2 separate regions of the Homo sapiens genome follow, and region 2 is linked to region 1. A link is an interaction called in ENCODE POLR2A ChIA-PET data of the cell type or tissue named here. Cell type or tissue: Panc1. All regions are shown on one strand. Each heading gives the region's core, and the rest is flanking DNA. Links, peaks and the distances in the headings are about the cores only.

Region 1 (7,927 bases), core at 962-5,961:
TGCTATTATTATATCATACTTCTTTAAATTGTGGTCTCTATTACCAAAAGGAACTCGTTGTGAAATTAAAGTGTTAACAGAGGCTGAAAGAACATGTAGGCTTATTGAGGTCATGTACACTCACCTGATTTGGCATGTTTCCCTTTACATGTGTCCAAGCCCCAGCTTTATATAAATACTGAGCTGGGCTCAGAAATTTTGCTCTATATTCGGAATTCACCTTCCTAATAGAAATGAAATGAAAGTAAATATTTCACCATGTTAATCATTGAAATACCATATTTTCCTATTAAAATACATACCCAAGCCTTTGATGTTTCCAAGGAGTAAGCTTCCTTTTAGGCTGGTGTAAGTCTTTTAATTCCATCTCTGCTTCCAATTTTAAACGATCGTCTATTTTATTACTCTGAAATGGAAATCATTTAAGCTTTTTATGCTTAAGATGTTACACATTAAAGTGAAAACATGCATGTTATAAAGTTAGACTTGAATATTTAATGACATTTCTATTTTTAGAAGCTTTAGATACTAAAGAAAATAAAAACCATAAGAAATCAACAAAGAAGTTTTGAAATTTTTAGTATATTTGGTTAGTTATTTTTGAAGTTTAGCTGAGGATATAGTTTCATTTTCTAACAATAAAGATTTTAGATCTTTGGCTAAGGAAGAAAATTTTTAAGTTAACAAATACATATCTAAATAATGTTACCACATACTGAATTTGATATTCTAAATTTACAATTGCGTTACAGTAATTAAACATAAGATCCTGATGAATTAGTTACCAAATCGCTTTACTGAATAACAATTCTTTTTTTCTCCAATAATATCATAGGCCTAATATATGTGTGTGTGTATACATCATTTTACTTTTAGTCATATTTACTTGTAATTACATACTTTCTATTTTTAGGACCATAAAGTATCGGGTATCAACATTCCAGGAGATTCAAAAATAGTATTTATACCCCAATTACCTGTAATTTATAATCATGTTAGCCTGATTCTGCAAATTAAATGGCTGTAATATCACACAGAAGCAGTTGTTTGTATATTCTGAGGTAAATCATGTGAATTATACTGGCTATAATTTGGCATGCTAAAGCTTTGGTTTAAAATACATGTGATGGCCGGGTGTGGTGGCTCACACCTGTAATCCCAGCACTTCAGGAGGCCAAGGTAGGCGGATCACCTGAGGCTAGTAGTTCGAGACCAGCCTGGCCAACACAGTGAAACCCGCATCTCTACTAAAAATACAAAAATTAGCCGGGCATGGTGGCGTGCATCTGTAGTCCCAGCTACTCAGGAGGCTGAGGCAGGAGAATTGCTTGAATCCGGGAGGCAGAGGTTGCAGTGAGCCGAGATCGTGCCACTGCACTCCAGCCTGGGCGACAGACCAAGACTCTGTCTCGAAAAAAATAAATAAAAATAAAATACATATAAGTATGTATGTGTTTAATTTCCATAACTTAAAATAAGTATTTCTATCACTACTGTTACCCCTGGAGGTTACTGTAAATCCAGTCATTTGATATTAAACTTACTTGACTTTGATACTAAACTTATTAGACTTACTTCCTGTATTGTTAAGTACTCATCATGCTGTATCATTTTTATTTATGTCTGTCTCCCCACTAGCCCAAGAGCTGCTTGGGGCTATTTGCCAGCCTTGTATTCTCAGTACCAACCCATGTCTGCTCCTAGTAGCTGGCTCAATGAACATTTGATGAACAAATGAATTAATGAACTAGTGAAAACCAAAAACTCCCAGGTGGTAGTAAGTAAACGAAAACGTGGAGAATCTAAAATAACGGGGATTTTGTTTTGTAAGGTTAAAAGTTGATGAATACCTTCCTTTCAGGAGACACTGTTTCAAGATTTCTGTTTTCTCTCAAATCATTTCTTAATTTTGGTTCTTTCACTGGAGATAAACCCTTGAAATTTCTTTTGTATTCAGTTTCATGGATGACTGAGTTACCTTTGAATGGTGGAACAAACTGGCTTTTATTGTGGAAAACCTTAAAACAAAAATTATTTTAGTTTAGTTTTGTTGATTAAATATGCGGAACTTTGGTCTTCAATTACTTAACAAAACATAAAGTTGAATTACAGGACAAAAAAATAGCAAAGTTATATATGATTTTAATTTCATTTCACATATATTATTAACATCCAAAGGTCAACTTTATGTACTCATTACTATGTTTTGAATAACAGTTTTGTAATCAAAATATAGCTTATAATCAAAATAAACGTTGGCATATTTTCATATGACATAGACATTAGCTTTAAGGCAACTCTGTTGTCAGTTCTACAGGTTTTTTTCTTCCTCCCTGACATGATTTTTTTTCTTCCTGCCTTAATAGAAAATTCTTCACATTTCTGAATACCCAATATGTTCAATTTGTTTAGCTTTTCTTCCCTTGGCTTATTTTCAGCGTATTTTATTAAGGCAAAGAAAATGTTCTGAGCAATTACTACACTTCTATTGTTAAATATTTCCTTTTATACTTACTACTTCACAATATGGTTTCTATTTCACGGCATATTACCACTGATTACAAGGAAAGCAAATGGAAAAGATGGGGAACTCAGTCAAGTTATATTACTGCTTTGTAATGCTGGATAGTACATCTTCATACAGATCAGATCTAAACAGTTTATCTTTTTTAGTACAGTATAACCTCAAGGACTTTACTGCCAAAAACTGTTCTGACTCCTTTACATATTAATATAAGACATCCTTTCAGAAAGCAGGTGTCTGATAAAATGAAATGAACAACCCTTTTAGAGGTTTCCTATCAACAAGCATTGAAAGCTGTCTCAAAGCTCTTCAATCCATAGACTCTGAATTCAATATGCTTTGAACTAACCATGAGCATTTCCTTCTAAAAAAAGTATGTGAAACACTTATTAAAGAAAGCAGTAAAACTACTGAATATATCGCTAGTGATTTCTCTTATAAAAGTAACGTTTCTACACAACGCTTTCACTGACATGTAAAAGCCCTATTTGATGATGATAGGGCTTTGATTTGAATCAGCTCTATTTTAAAGGTCAAATACTCTATAAAAAACTGAATAATTACAATTTTCAGGTTGTAAGTAATGTTTTAGGTACACTTAATCTCCAAAAAAACCTGTAGGCAAGCAAAAGAAGTACTGATCCTATTTACTAGGTTAATAAAGGGTATTTATCACTTTGTTACTTCACAGATTCTTAAAATGTTATATAAATTTCAAAGGTATTTTAAAAATTGAATAATAATTAAGCCCAAAGCTGCCACAATTTATAGGATCACTGGTGTTTTTCTATCTTAATGTAAGATGACTAGATGTTATTGTCTTGCTGAATCTAATTATCCTGTCAGTTCTTACGGCTATACAAAATATACAAGTGAATGTTGACGTACAGGAGAAAATGAATGTGAGGGTGTGTGAAAGTGTGTGTATTTATAAAGAAAAACACGAAGACCAGAAGAAAAAACAGACTAAGCCATTACAGGTCTCTGGGGATATTCCAAGTGGAGGTATTTCCTGTCTATGCCTAGAAGTACTGTTAAGAACATAAATGAGAGTTTAAAGCCTAAGAACTCCCTAAAGGATGAAGGTAGTAAAACAACAGACTATCTATTAGTAATGGTATCTCAATACTAAAATTGTGCAGGAGTATAATGAAATCTAATACCACATCATTACAGCTTTTGAATTTTACAAATATAGTTATACTGACAATGCCTATTACTATTTGTCTGATACAAGGACAAAATTACGTATCTTGTGTTACTGTCAACATATTTTGTATTTATTAAATATTCAAAGCAGTTACGCCTTTCTTAGAATACAGGAAACACGCAATATATTAGTCAACAAAACACAACATTTTAGAATAAAATCAATTTAATAATTTTTTAATAAGTAAAAAAATCTTGTAGCATGCAAAAACTTACCAGTTCCCCAAGTTTTCATTACCCTGTCTCATATTTAGTATATGTGCTGCATCTGGCAACAATGATCATCAGAAGCCTAGGACAGTATAATATTACTACCATAAATCATAAGTAATAGGATGATTTTAGCAAAACTCTCATTTTGGTTTTCTAGAACCTACCTCCAGGCTACTTAAGTACTTAATTTCTTTCAACTCTTAATTCTATGTAAATCTACATTACTAGATAAGATAATGGTACTCAGAAATGTATTACATCCATTAAGCTACCTGATTGGCTGCAAAAGCTGGAGCAGTTTCTTTAGAAGTCTTCCAAACAAACTGCCTTTGATATTCAGAATTTCTCAAGGCATTATATGAAGGAACAACAGTCAATCCAGCTTTCTTACGCAGAAGTCTATCCAACTGTTCAAAAAACAAAATCCACTCAAAGACATTAAAAATTTCTATTCAAACTTTTTAAAAATTGTGGTAAAAAATGCATAACATGAAATCTATCCTCTTAACAAAATGTTAAATCTACAGTGCAAAATTGTTAACTACATGCGCATTGTGGTACAGCAAACTTTCTTCAACTTATAAATAGTATCTTTTTTCAAGTGTCAAACTATTTAAAATTCCTTTCTATCAAAGGACTATTAGGCATCCCAGGAAAAATATAATACTCTCAGTCCTTTCCTACTAATCATTCATAATTAAATCTATTACCAAAAAGTCCCAGCACTTTGCCTCACCTGCACACTGCTTCTATGAACACCCCTTCTCCTGCCTGCCAGACTCACACATCACCTTCCTTGTTCCCTTTCACCCCCAGCTTTTTCAACAAGCTACAGATTCTTCTCCAACACTCTGAAATGCCTCTTCAGGGTCCCAGTCAGTGGTGGACATGAACCAGAGAAGAGCAGTGGAACAGAATGGAGAAAGAAATGTGGAAAGCATTGAGATCCCCACACAAGTTCCTGCAGCCTCTGCTTATGTGCTCACAGGGACCTGCTGCAGGCCAGCTGTGACATAAGAGAGCAGAAATGCAAGATCTCTGAGAGACAGCCAGAGCTCTCCTTCCTTTTGCATTTCATCAATTGAATTTCTGTTTGTCTTCTTGTACACGATAAGAAACTGAAAAGGGGCTAGGTAGAAGTCAGCTCAGCACCCTGCCAGAAGTAAGGGCCTACTTCCCTTCTCTGTCTCAACTTGATCTCTCCCTTAGGACTCAGGTGCTAATATATGATGAATAAAATCCAGACGCAGGAGGTCCATCCAATAAACAGATTATCATAGTACAACTACTACAAAATAGCGAGTAGTCAGAATAGAACTAATTCACAATAACTAAAGTCAACAGCCTGTTATCAACTATTCTTATAGACATTAGACAAGAAAACAACAATGGAAAATTCTGAAACACAAAATGTAATATTACAGAAATGACAATGAAACCAATGAAGAATTCTATGCTTTTGAAAAGAAATGCAGTGAATATGCCTACCCCATTATCTACATTTTCTGAAAGAACCTTGGTAGAATGTTCCAGTTCCACATTTTCATTAACTGGTGTATGGTTTGTTACACCCTCATTATTTTCCACATCTGAAGCCCCTTCAGCTCTGGAGTCTGCAGAGTGAGATCTGGTTCTTTTGGGAACCCTGGAAGCTTCTAGTGAGTGAACTCTTTCTTGAGTAACATCCTTTTGTTCTGCTTCTTGTGATTTTGGTGTTTCCGGGGCTTCTGGTTCTGGTGATGCAACCACATTGCTCTCTGAGATAGCTCCATTCCACTCCAGAGATTTTGAAATCTGTGGGTCATGGTAAGGGACTCTTCTTTTTGAAATAAAACTTGGCTCTTTCGTGATGCCTACAAAACACGGTATACAAAAATAGTAGCTACTAAAGCAAAAAGTTACAAAGACAACTTTTAAGAACACTTGTGGAGGAGAAATGAAATTTTAAATTTAGTTCAGATATATGTACCTATATATACACACAATATCCTTCAGATTATAGGATTTTAAAAGTACAGCTTTTCAACATAAAATATTTAATTTTGCTTTTAAAAGCATTAAAAATTTGACCATAACAAAAAATTAAAAATCAGGGGGTCACAAAATGTTCCAGTTATCCTAACAAAAGTCACTAGAATTGCAACGTGATAGACCTGGCAGGCCAGGCAGTACATGCTGCCTCGTTTCTAATTACTTTCCTGTGCTACTTAACAGAACAATGGGCCCTGGTACTGTCAAAATTTGGAACTTTTCACAAAGCTTCTCTTATGTGGAGCAGACCAAGATGAGAAGGGATGAGATGTCACTGTGCTGGATCTTGGTTCTACATCTGCCTTGATTTCCTGAGAATTAAAAAAGAATAAGCCCTTTTAACAACAGCTAAGATACAATTTCTCTATATTTCTGTATGGAAAGCAAATGTCCAAAAACTTAACCTTCTATGAAGGTAAGAGCAGCTCTGCAGAATGACAGCCACTGAGAGACTGCCCTAGTTTAGGGCCATTCTTTAAGACAGTTGCAGGGTGCAGAAGGAAGATTAAGACCAGAATGGAAAGGGAAGGTGGAAAGAAAATTGGGCATGAGGTAAAACCCAGGGCTCCTTAGCCTCTGTTGTAGATGTCTTGGCCATGTCACCCCGGGTCCTTATCCTTTTAAAAGGCTTCCCTAGACCACAGGTCTTCTCACTGGGTGGATATCTGTCTGGAGGCACACAAAGATGTTTTAGGAGGGTAAACAGAAGTGGGCAGCTTAAGGGAATCATTTTCCAGATCCTCAACTCCACATGTGCTCTCTTGCCTGATGCTGATATATCTGCCTGAGAGCTGCATCTGCCATCTGCAGTTCCATTTCCCACCGCCCCTTTCATAATCTCCTTTTTCCCACTTTAGAGAAGAAAGACACACCTCTTAACCAGCCTGAAACTTACTCCAGTGCGTCCGCCCAAGGTAGAACAAAACCTCAGGGGTAGGGAGCCAAACAAAGGGACAATTCAAGAAAGCATATCCCTGAGGGAGAATATTTGACAGCAAAACAAAGCAGGCAGAGATTAGAAATAACAAAGCAACAGCATCTTATTTCATATAGCTCCATGGATTTTCCATCTACCTTCTCAGTATTAAAATTCAGATATGAGAGGGATGTCATGTGAAATGTACATATGCATATAACACATTTACCTTAATTAAAGATAAACAGACTTTCTCACAGAAAATAATTCTAATTTGGCCGGTTAGTTTGCCAATGAATACTGACTTTGCCAATTGTATGATAAACATTTTCCAAAAATTGAATGGGCTAAATTGGCAACTCCAGAGTTTTTACAAAATATATGTAAAATATATAAGCACTATGCAATATACCAGAAATTCTATCATTCAAAACTATTCATAAAAATTTATTATAAAAAATAGCAATTTAGAAATGTGTGACGAAGCACAATGTTTTTCTAAATTTTTCTAGGAAGTATAAAAGCAAAAAAGCTTGAAGATCACCAATTAGACTCCTCTCTGCTTTAACACAGAGGCAGGTTTTTGGTAGAAGCACAAAATGAAAGAAGATTCTCAAGTGGTCTGCCGCTGTCTCCCAGCACCAGCAAATCCCCAGGGTAAAAATACACTACTCTAAAAGAAGGGACAGCCATCCTCGGTAACACTGCTGTTGTTTTTTGCTAACCTCCCACCTCCCATTCTGAGCATTCTGGAATTCTTGCTCAGTCCCTCCCCATGACCTAAAATTCCCCACTAACGTTCCTCCCCTAGTCCATTCCTTCCTTCATTATATACCATGCTCTAAGGTGGCTTTGCTCTCATGGTCTCATTTCATCACCTTCCCCTCAAATGCAGCTGATCTAAGCTGAAATGTTATTGGACAACTACCCAGTTTAATGAATTTTCCAGTGTCATAATAGCCCTGTAGGCGCTCAGCAGGGTGGGATATCTATGCTTAAACAGAGATTTATTTGGATTCTTAATCTAATGGAGG
Region 2 (7,927 bases), core at 1,264-6,263, 65 kb before region 1:
GTTTACCAGAGACTGGGGGAGTAAGTGGGGAAAGGAGGATGGGGAGAGGTTGGTCAACGGGTACAACGATACAATTAGAAGGAATAATTTCGGTGTTCTATTACACAGTAGAATGACTGTATTTAACAGGAAAATATTGTATTTTACAAAATAGCTAGAAGAGAGGCTTTTGAAGATTCTCACCACAAAGTAATGATAAATGCATGAGGTGATGGATACACTAACTAACCTAATTGTATCATACAGCATACACTTATATCAAAACATCAAATTATACTCCATAGATATGTACAATTATAATGCATCAATTTAAAAAATAAGTAATTTTTAAAACATCATATTGTGTAACATAAATACTGTATATATAATTTTTATTTGTCAAATAAAAATAAGATTTTTTTTCTGAATTGAAAAAAAATAGGTGTGTTCCAAATGTTTCCTTGGGGTTGACCATGGGCCCAAGAAAAGATGATGAAACTCTTCCTTATTCAGTTTCCTATTATATATGGCCATTTTTGCCCAGAACTCCGTATAATTCTATTAGCACTAGATTTAAGCTATTCATCGATTAAATAGGCTTTTGTGGGTTTGCCTGGGAAACTGACCAGCATACATAATTTTCTTTCCACGGGAAAATAAGTTTTGACATCGTTGAATTACATGCTTTCGAGGGAAGAGTCTCTGTCTCTTTCGTCTTTGTGACTCCAACACTTAGAACAGTGCTACACACATAGGAAGGACTCAATAAAAGCATATTGACAGCCTTTACGGTATTTCTAAAGTTGATGTTTGACCCAGTCCTGCTTACCAGCTTATTGTTCCTGAATAGAAAATAAATCACTGTGAAACAGAAAGAGAATGTCAGAAAATTGCAAAGCCCTCTTTAAGAGCAGCAGTGTGTCTCTTATTCATTGTATGCCCCTGATGGACCAAGCATCAAGAAGATAGTGTTAATGGAGCCTAGATCTTAAGTTTCAATGAGTTTAACTAAAACTCACTAAAGGGAAAATCTGCTCTGGTGTTGTATGGGGGTTTCTGAACAGTCATACTAGGAGTCTCAGAAATATTTGCTATTAGAAGAGATTGTGAGGCTGGGCGCAGTGGCTCACGCCTATAATCCCAGCACTTTGGGAGGCTGAGGTGGGCAGATCACCTGAGGTCAGGAGTTTGAGACTAGTCTGGCCAACATGGTGAAACCCTGTCTCTACTAAAAATACAAAAATTAGCCGGGGGTGGTGGTGCACCTATAGTCCCAGCTACTCGGGAGGCTAAGGTGGGAGAATCGCTTGAACCCAGGAGGCTGAGGTTGCAGTGAGACAACATCACCGCACTGTGCTATAGTCTGGGTGATAGAGCAAGATTCTGTCTCAAAAAAAAAAATGGAAGAGATTGTGGGTATAACAAAAAGGTGATCCTGTGAAAACAGCAACCAGAGACATATGTATGCTAAATACTTTCAGATTATAATGGGCCTTTTCTGCAGTTGTTTCCTTGTGAATTTTCAAGTCTCTCCCAAAGCCACCGCAGATGAAGAGCAACCCCAAAGCCCACCTCCCAGGTCCCAGACAGACCATACCCATGGTTGATTTGGAATATGTAACAATTTACCTGATCTAATGCCAAGAAGGACTAATCAGAATCCTCAACCAGAAGTAGGCTTTGGCTGTCTCATTCACTATACTGTGCCTAGCACATGGAACAGTGCCTGGCATATAGTGGCAAAATAAATATTCATTGATCACATACATAAAATAGTTTCCCAACTCATTGACTGATGCTAGAAAATCCATGACTGGAAATGCATTCTTTAAGACACAAATCTCCCTAGAAGAAAGAAGACTTCTGGTATCACAGGTAAAAAGATTTGTACTCATCATACTCTTCAGTCCAGTGCACATGATCATTGTTCCATACAAGTTTCTGTGTGTGTGTGTGCACACGTGCGTGGGTGTGATCCTACCCTCATCATTCTCCTTCCCTCCCCACTAAACACCTACCACCACCTCTACCATTGCCATAGGTCATGGCTCTAATGTTTCATGTGTATTTCTGAATATCGATGCATCCCTGTGCAAAAAGAAGTGTTGTTTAGTGTGTGTAGGTATTTTTATTTTACAGGAATGGCTCTCTTTCTTACCTTTTTACTGAGCATGATGTCTTACCATCTGTCCATGTTTCTTTGTGTAGCCTCTGCTTGTAATGTGACATTCCAGAGTGTGTACCGACCACATCTTACTTATTCATTCTCCAACAGTGGGCACCTGAACTGCCTCCAATTGCCCAGACCACAGACATTGTAGCTCTAAACACCCTTAACCAAGTCATTTTTATGGTATTTTTTGAGAGTATTTTTGACATAATTTTTGAAGTATGTCCACTAAGTCATAAGGATAAGTTTATTAGCATTTACTAAATATTGCCAGATTGCTCTCCAGAAAGAGTGTTAATCTACTCTCACACCAGCAAATAAAGCTTCCTCTGTTTCCTTAAATCCCCCTCCACACTTCGTATGATCCAGCTTTAACTTGGCCAGGCTTTGGAGGTTTAAAATGGTATCTATCTTGTTACTGTTTTAATTTACATTTTTCTTCATACACTAGTAGCCACTCGGGTTTCCACCTTTTATACATTGGTTACTTACATTAGTCACTCATTTTTCTAGCGGGCTTTGCTCTTTTTCTGTTGTTGATTTGTAAGAGTTCCCTGTATATTTTTGGTTGTAGCCATAACAAACTCTCCTCCTTTTGTTTTGTTTTTGTTTTTGTTTTTTTTGAGACGGAGTCTCGCTCTGTCACCCAAGCTGGAGGGCAGTGGTGCAATCTCAGCTCACTGCAACCTCCACCTCCTCAGTTCAAGCAACTCTCCCACCTCAATCTCCCAAGTAGCTGGGATTACAGGCATCCGCCACCATGCCTGGCTAATTTTTAGTAGAGATGGGGTTTCATCATATTGGCCAAGCTGGTCTCGAACTCCTGACCTCAAGAGATCCACCCACCTTGGCCTCCCAAAGTGCTGGATTACAGGCATGAGCCACCACACCTGACCTTCTCCCAATTTTTTATCTGTCAATTCACTTTGTTTATTTGGCCTTTGTTGAACAGCAAGACTTAATTTGGATGTCATCTAAGACATTATTTATAATTATATGATTTGCACTTTTCAAGGTTTGTTTGAAAAGCCTCTCTCCATCCCAAGGTCACAAAGACATTCTTCTATCTCGTCTTCTATTTATTCTATGGCTTAACCTTTCACAATCAGGTCTTTAATGCATTTTTGTATGTGATGAAAGGTAAGAAATCCAACTTTATTCTTCTCCACATAGTGAGCCAGTTTTCCCAACATAGTCCACTAAACAATGTCTTTTATCATATGTGAATTTCCCATACATAGAAATATATATCTGAGTCCTCTTTTTTGTTCCATTGGTTTATTTATTTTTCTTTTTGTTCTTAAGCCAGTCATTACTGAAGAGTGTCTTTAAAACTGAACAGGAAATTTTACGTTTTTTGCTCTACTTTTTCAGGGCTGACTTAGCTATTCGTGGACTTTTCATATATATTTTATATAAAGCTTATGATAAATTTGTCAAGTTCCTGGAAAAATATGGCAGAAATTTTTACTAGGTTTTTATTTAATGTAAAGACCAGTTTAAGGAGAATTAACATCTTTGTAATGTGAACTCATTACATCCAAGAGTATCGACCATGTCTCTGCCAAAGACCTTCTTTTATACCCTTTTGCTAGTCTTTCAAAAATTTTTTCACTGAGGTCTTGTGTATAAGATTTAATTCCTACTTACTTCATGGGAGAAGTAAGATGCGAAGCTGTTATTAGTCACATTTACCTTGGTGTGAATAAGTACCCAGCTGGCTTGGAGAAAGGGATTATTCAATTACTCATCTCCTGAGAACACGAAGAGCAAGTGATTCACAGCCAGTGAGGAGAAGAGGTTAGAGGTACAGCAAAAAACAAAAGCTAGAGACTGGGGTTTTCAAACATAAACTGCATTTACTTCCCACTTCTGCTCTAAGGTAACCCTGGTGGTACCCAGAGTAACTTCCTACCAGTCCCACCTCACCTGCCACAATCTGCCCACAAAGACACTTGTCAACCATAGCCACCTTTCCCTTCTTCCTGGGGACTGAGTCTTCTCAGTCAGTATTATATCTCATCTTAAAGAGAAGACTCTATCCACAGGAATGTGTCATAATGTAAACGAGCATGTTTTTCTCCCTACTAATGCTAAGTACTGAAATCAACTTAAAAGATAGAGGAAGGCAACATTTATGGAAATTCTTCACTACTCTAGTGCAAACAGAATTTGATATTAGCTTCCTAACATCTGCCCTCTACTGTCATAGATTTTTTGAAGACCACAGGTACATCCCAGTCTCTCTTTTCATTTATTATTTTGGCGAGTAAATAGGTGTAAAGAGTCATAACCCACACTTGCTTCTGCCACCAGAGATTCAAAACACAATTAATTTACTAATATCGGTGAATATTTTATCCCAGTTCTCTAATCAGTTTTAGAGTTATTAACATTTTTCACATTTTGCAGACGCTACATATTATTTTAAAACATAACTTTTAAAAATTCATATTCAAAACTCCGTGATTCTTGGTGTTGTCTTACCAGATCCTCTCAGCCTTTGATGGGAACATTGTGGGCCAAGTAAACTAAACATTTGCTACACCCTCACGACCCTGTTAAACTTTTAAAAATATGAACCACAGGGTATATATTTGTTCAGTCTTAGTGGATAATGCAGAACTGTTTTCTAAAATGGTTTTTCCAATTTGTACTCTTTAGAGTAGCATATGAGAGTTTCATTTTCTATAAATGCTTGCCAACAATTGGTATTGTCTGTCCAAACACAGTTCCAAAGCCTGGGTGATTTGGTTTTAAAATATCACAAATATCAATCCTGAGAAAATGCCCCTTTTTCCTTTTCTTTGTCACTGTTCTAATTCAGCGGCTGCATGTGTACTATAAATAGGGTAAATTATCCCAAATTTGGGTTAGTTGGACAAGATGTCGCTCTGAATCAGGGCAGATCTGAAATGTAGCCTGTTGCAAAAGAGGTGCAATCTTGTTATTCCTTTCATATTCTTACAACCAAATAAACGAAGATAATAATATTTCAACCTGTTTAACAAATATCTGTTTTGTTGCTGTTGGAATATTTTGCCAAATAAGGAATCTTGGCTCCACATTTCTTACTTCTAAAAAAATACAAAAATAGCATTAATTATATTGTAGTAACCTCAGGATTAATCTGAAATGGACTTGCTTTTGAAAGAAAAGATTAAATGTACATAAATGCTGATTAGAGAATTAGAATTTAAACTGTATTCATATTAGTTAGTTAACATGCCTTTAGAGAAAGTAAAAGTACTCAAATGAGTTGGCAGGGGCAAGCAATTAAATATAAGAACCAAATAGAAATAGTGCATAGACTATTTGACAGGCTGGAAAAGGAAAGAGTTACAATAAATAATGTAGTCATAGACAAGTGGAATCATCCATTAAAAGGCACAGTTTGTGAATGCATGAGTATGAGAGGAAATATCTGAGCGAGGTCTGCCCAGGAAATGGAGCAGAGACAAAAAGCTACACACAAGGTGCTGCATGAGAGAAAGGGGGCAATGTGCTTTATTCCTTCATTTTCTCATTCATTCATTCACTGTAACATCAGCTCCACAAAAGCAAAGAGTTTGTATACCCGGAACAGTCCCTGGCACATCATAGACCCTCAGTAAGTTCTATGGATGACTGAATGAATTATAAGCACAGATGACCAAATGATTGTTACAGTAAATATCTTTGACTATTCCATTTACTAAGCTCCTACCATTCAGCAGGCATGGAATATAGTAAGCGTTCAGGAAACACCAGCTATTAACTACAAGGAGCTTCTTCATGAACAACATATGTAGCAACTGAGAGAAAGACATGGAAATAGTAATGAGTGAACCACGAGTCAGGAAATAGAGATTCTGCAACTTAGCTAGATGTTTTACCTTGCACAAGTCAAATCTCTTCAATGAATTAATGAGTCTTGTTCTTGACTTAAAATCTTAGCATGAGTCTCCTTTTGCCTTCATCCTGTATGGTCAAACTGTCCTAAACCCTCCTGTGTCTTCCTTTGAAATATCTCTTTATGTAGAATCTTTTCCTCTTTCAATCAATAAATATCTACTGACACTTTCTATTTTTGGAACCACTACGAGTGAGTTGTTGTCAAAAATAATCCCAGAAAGATATTTGTAATACATCTAATAAAGGACTCAAATCCAGAATTTATAGAGTTCTTGCAAATCAATAAAAGACCACCCAGGAGAAAAAAAAATGGACAAAAGCTTGAACAGGCACTTTGCAAAAGAGATCCAATAAACACATGAAAGGGGTTTGACTTTACTAGGCAAAGGGAAATGCAGAATTAAAACCACACACCCACCAGAATGACTAAAATGAAAAAGACAGACAATACCAATTGTTGGCAAGCATTTAGAGCAAATGAAACTCTCATATGCTACTCTAAAGAGTATAAATTGGAAAAACCATTTTAGAAAACTGTTCTGCATTATCTACTAAGGCTGAACAAATACATACCCTGTGATTCAACTATTCAGTTTCTAGCCACATACCCAACAGAAATGAGCTTGTTTACCAAGAGATATGTAAGGAAATATGCATAACAACATTATTCATAATTGCCCCACACTGAAAAATTCAGAATGGATAAAGTGCAATATAGTTACATATTGGAATACTATACAGCAATAACAGTATACATTATATTGCTACATGTAACTACAAAGGAATAAATCCCATGAAAAAATGCCGAGCAAAAGAAACCAAATACAGAAAAATACAAGTAATATCATTTCTTTCATATAAAATTCAAAAAACAGGCAAAACTGGTCTAATACATTGGAAGTCAGAAGAGTAGTTACTTTAAGGGGTGCTGAGACACTGGAATGGGACTTTTGGGATGCTGGTAATGTTTTTCTCTATCTGGCTGACTGTATGCGTGTGTTTATATTGTGAAAATTTATTGAATTATGCATTTATGATTTATTCACTTTTCTATATGTATTTTGTAATTTACTGAAAATGTTCTTAAAGTCATTATTCCTCAGAATCAGTTAAATCTTGTCAATTCTCATCTTGTCCCAATGTTCTCGAATTCGGGTAATAACTTCCAGGGCTTCCTTCCTCTGCTCAGTTCTGTACCTCCCAGGAGGTGGCCATGTTGGCCTTTGCTATCTGTTCAGGCCTCTCCTCTTAATTTGTGGACAAAACCCAGGACATAATTACTGATTCCTAGAACTGACCATTCACACTCTAGATTTAATCTCTGTCCTTCTTTAATGTTACCAAGCATGACAATTCCTACTTTTCTATTCTGAATGCTCAATGCAATAAAGATTGTTGAATATCTGCCATGGGCCTGGTACTGTCTTTGACTTTGGGGCATATAAAATGACTGAGACATAGCCCTGTCCTCAAGGAACTTCAGAATACAATTCATACTGTAACATTTTCAATTCAACTGCTATGTCTCAGGCACTGGGCTGGACACTAGGGATGCAAGATGAAAAAGACATGTTTCTTGCTCTTGGAGCACTCAGAGTATAGTGGAGATGACAATTATTCAAAGAAGAAAAATAACAATTCTATGTAGTATTTATTGCCCCACAAATATGAGTTAACTTTAAATGAATAAAACATCTTTACAATGAAATTACAGCCACTGCAATAGAGATCCGATGGTTGATACTGAAAACTCATTCAAGACTTTAAGAAGGATGCTGGATTTGAGTAACATTTTAAATATTATTAGTACTTGGGCCAGTTGAAAGAATGGAAGAAGAACTATCCAAGAAGAGGAAGCAGCAGAAAAATAAAACTTGAACATGG

What was found. ChIA-PET counts read pairs that join two places held together with the same protein. Peaks named below come from ENCODE experiments on the same cell type or tissue, not always from the same donor. Only the 100,000 strongest peaks of a DNase experiment are listed, where the experiment ranks them.
Region 2: POLR2A ChIA-PET joins it to region 1 with 5 read pairs; 3 of 35 experiments call an interaction of 5 or more read pairs at or near these places.

Annotation. Positions count from the first base shown.
Region 1 is chr12:68,321,223-68,329,149 of GRCh38, forward strand. It overlaps MDM1 (Mdm1 nuclear protein), which reads right to left. Exons shown (of 15, transcript NM_001354969.2): 3 at 5,435-5,799; 4 at 4,219-4,353; 5 at 1,851-2,018; 6 at 303-406; 7 at 125-224. Among named protein-coding and RNA genes, the nearest start is that of MDM1, 7.2 kb to the right of the region's middle. In Panc1, for the core only: no CTCF peak of the experiment used is centred there; no DNase peak of the experiment used is centred there; H3K27ac peaks cover 1,631 bases.
Region 2 is chr12:68,255,543-68,263,469 of GRCh38, forward strand. No RefSeq gene overlaps it. Among named protein-coding and RNA genes, the nearest start is that of IL22, 5.9 kb to the left of the region's middle. In Panc1, for the core only: no CTCF peak of the experiment used is centred there; DNase peaks (open chromatin) are centred at 3,919 and 4,099.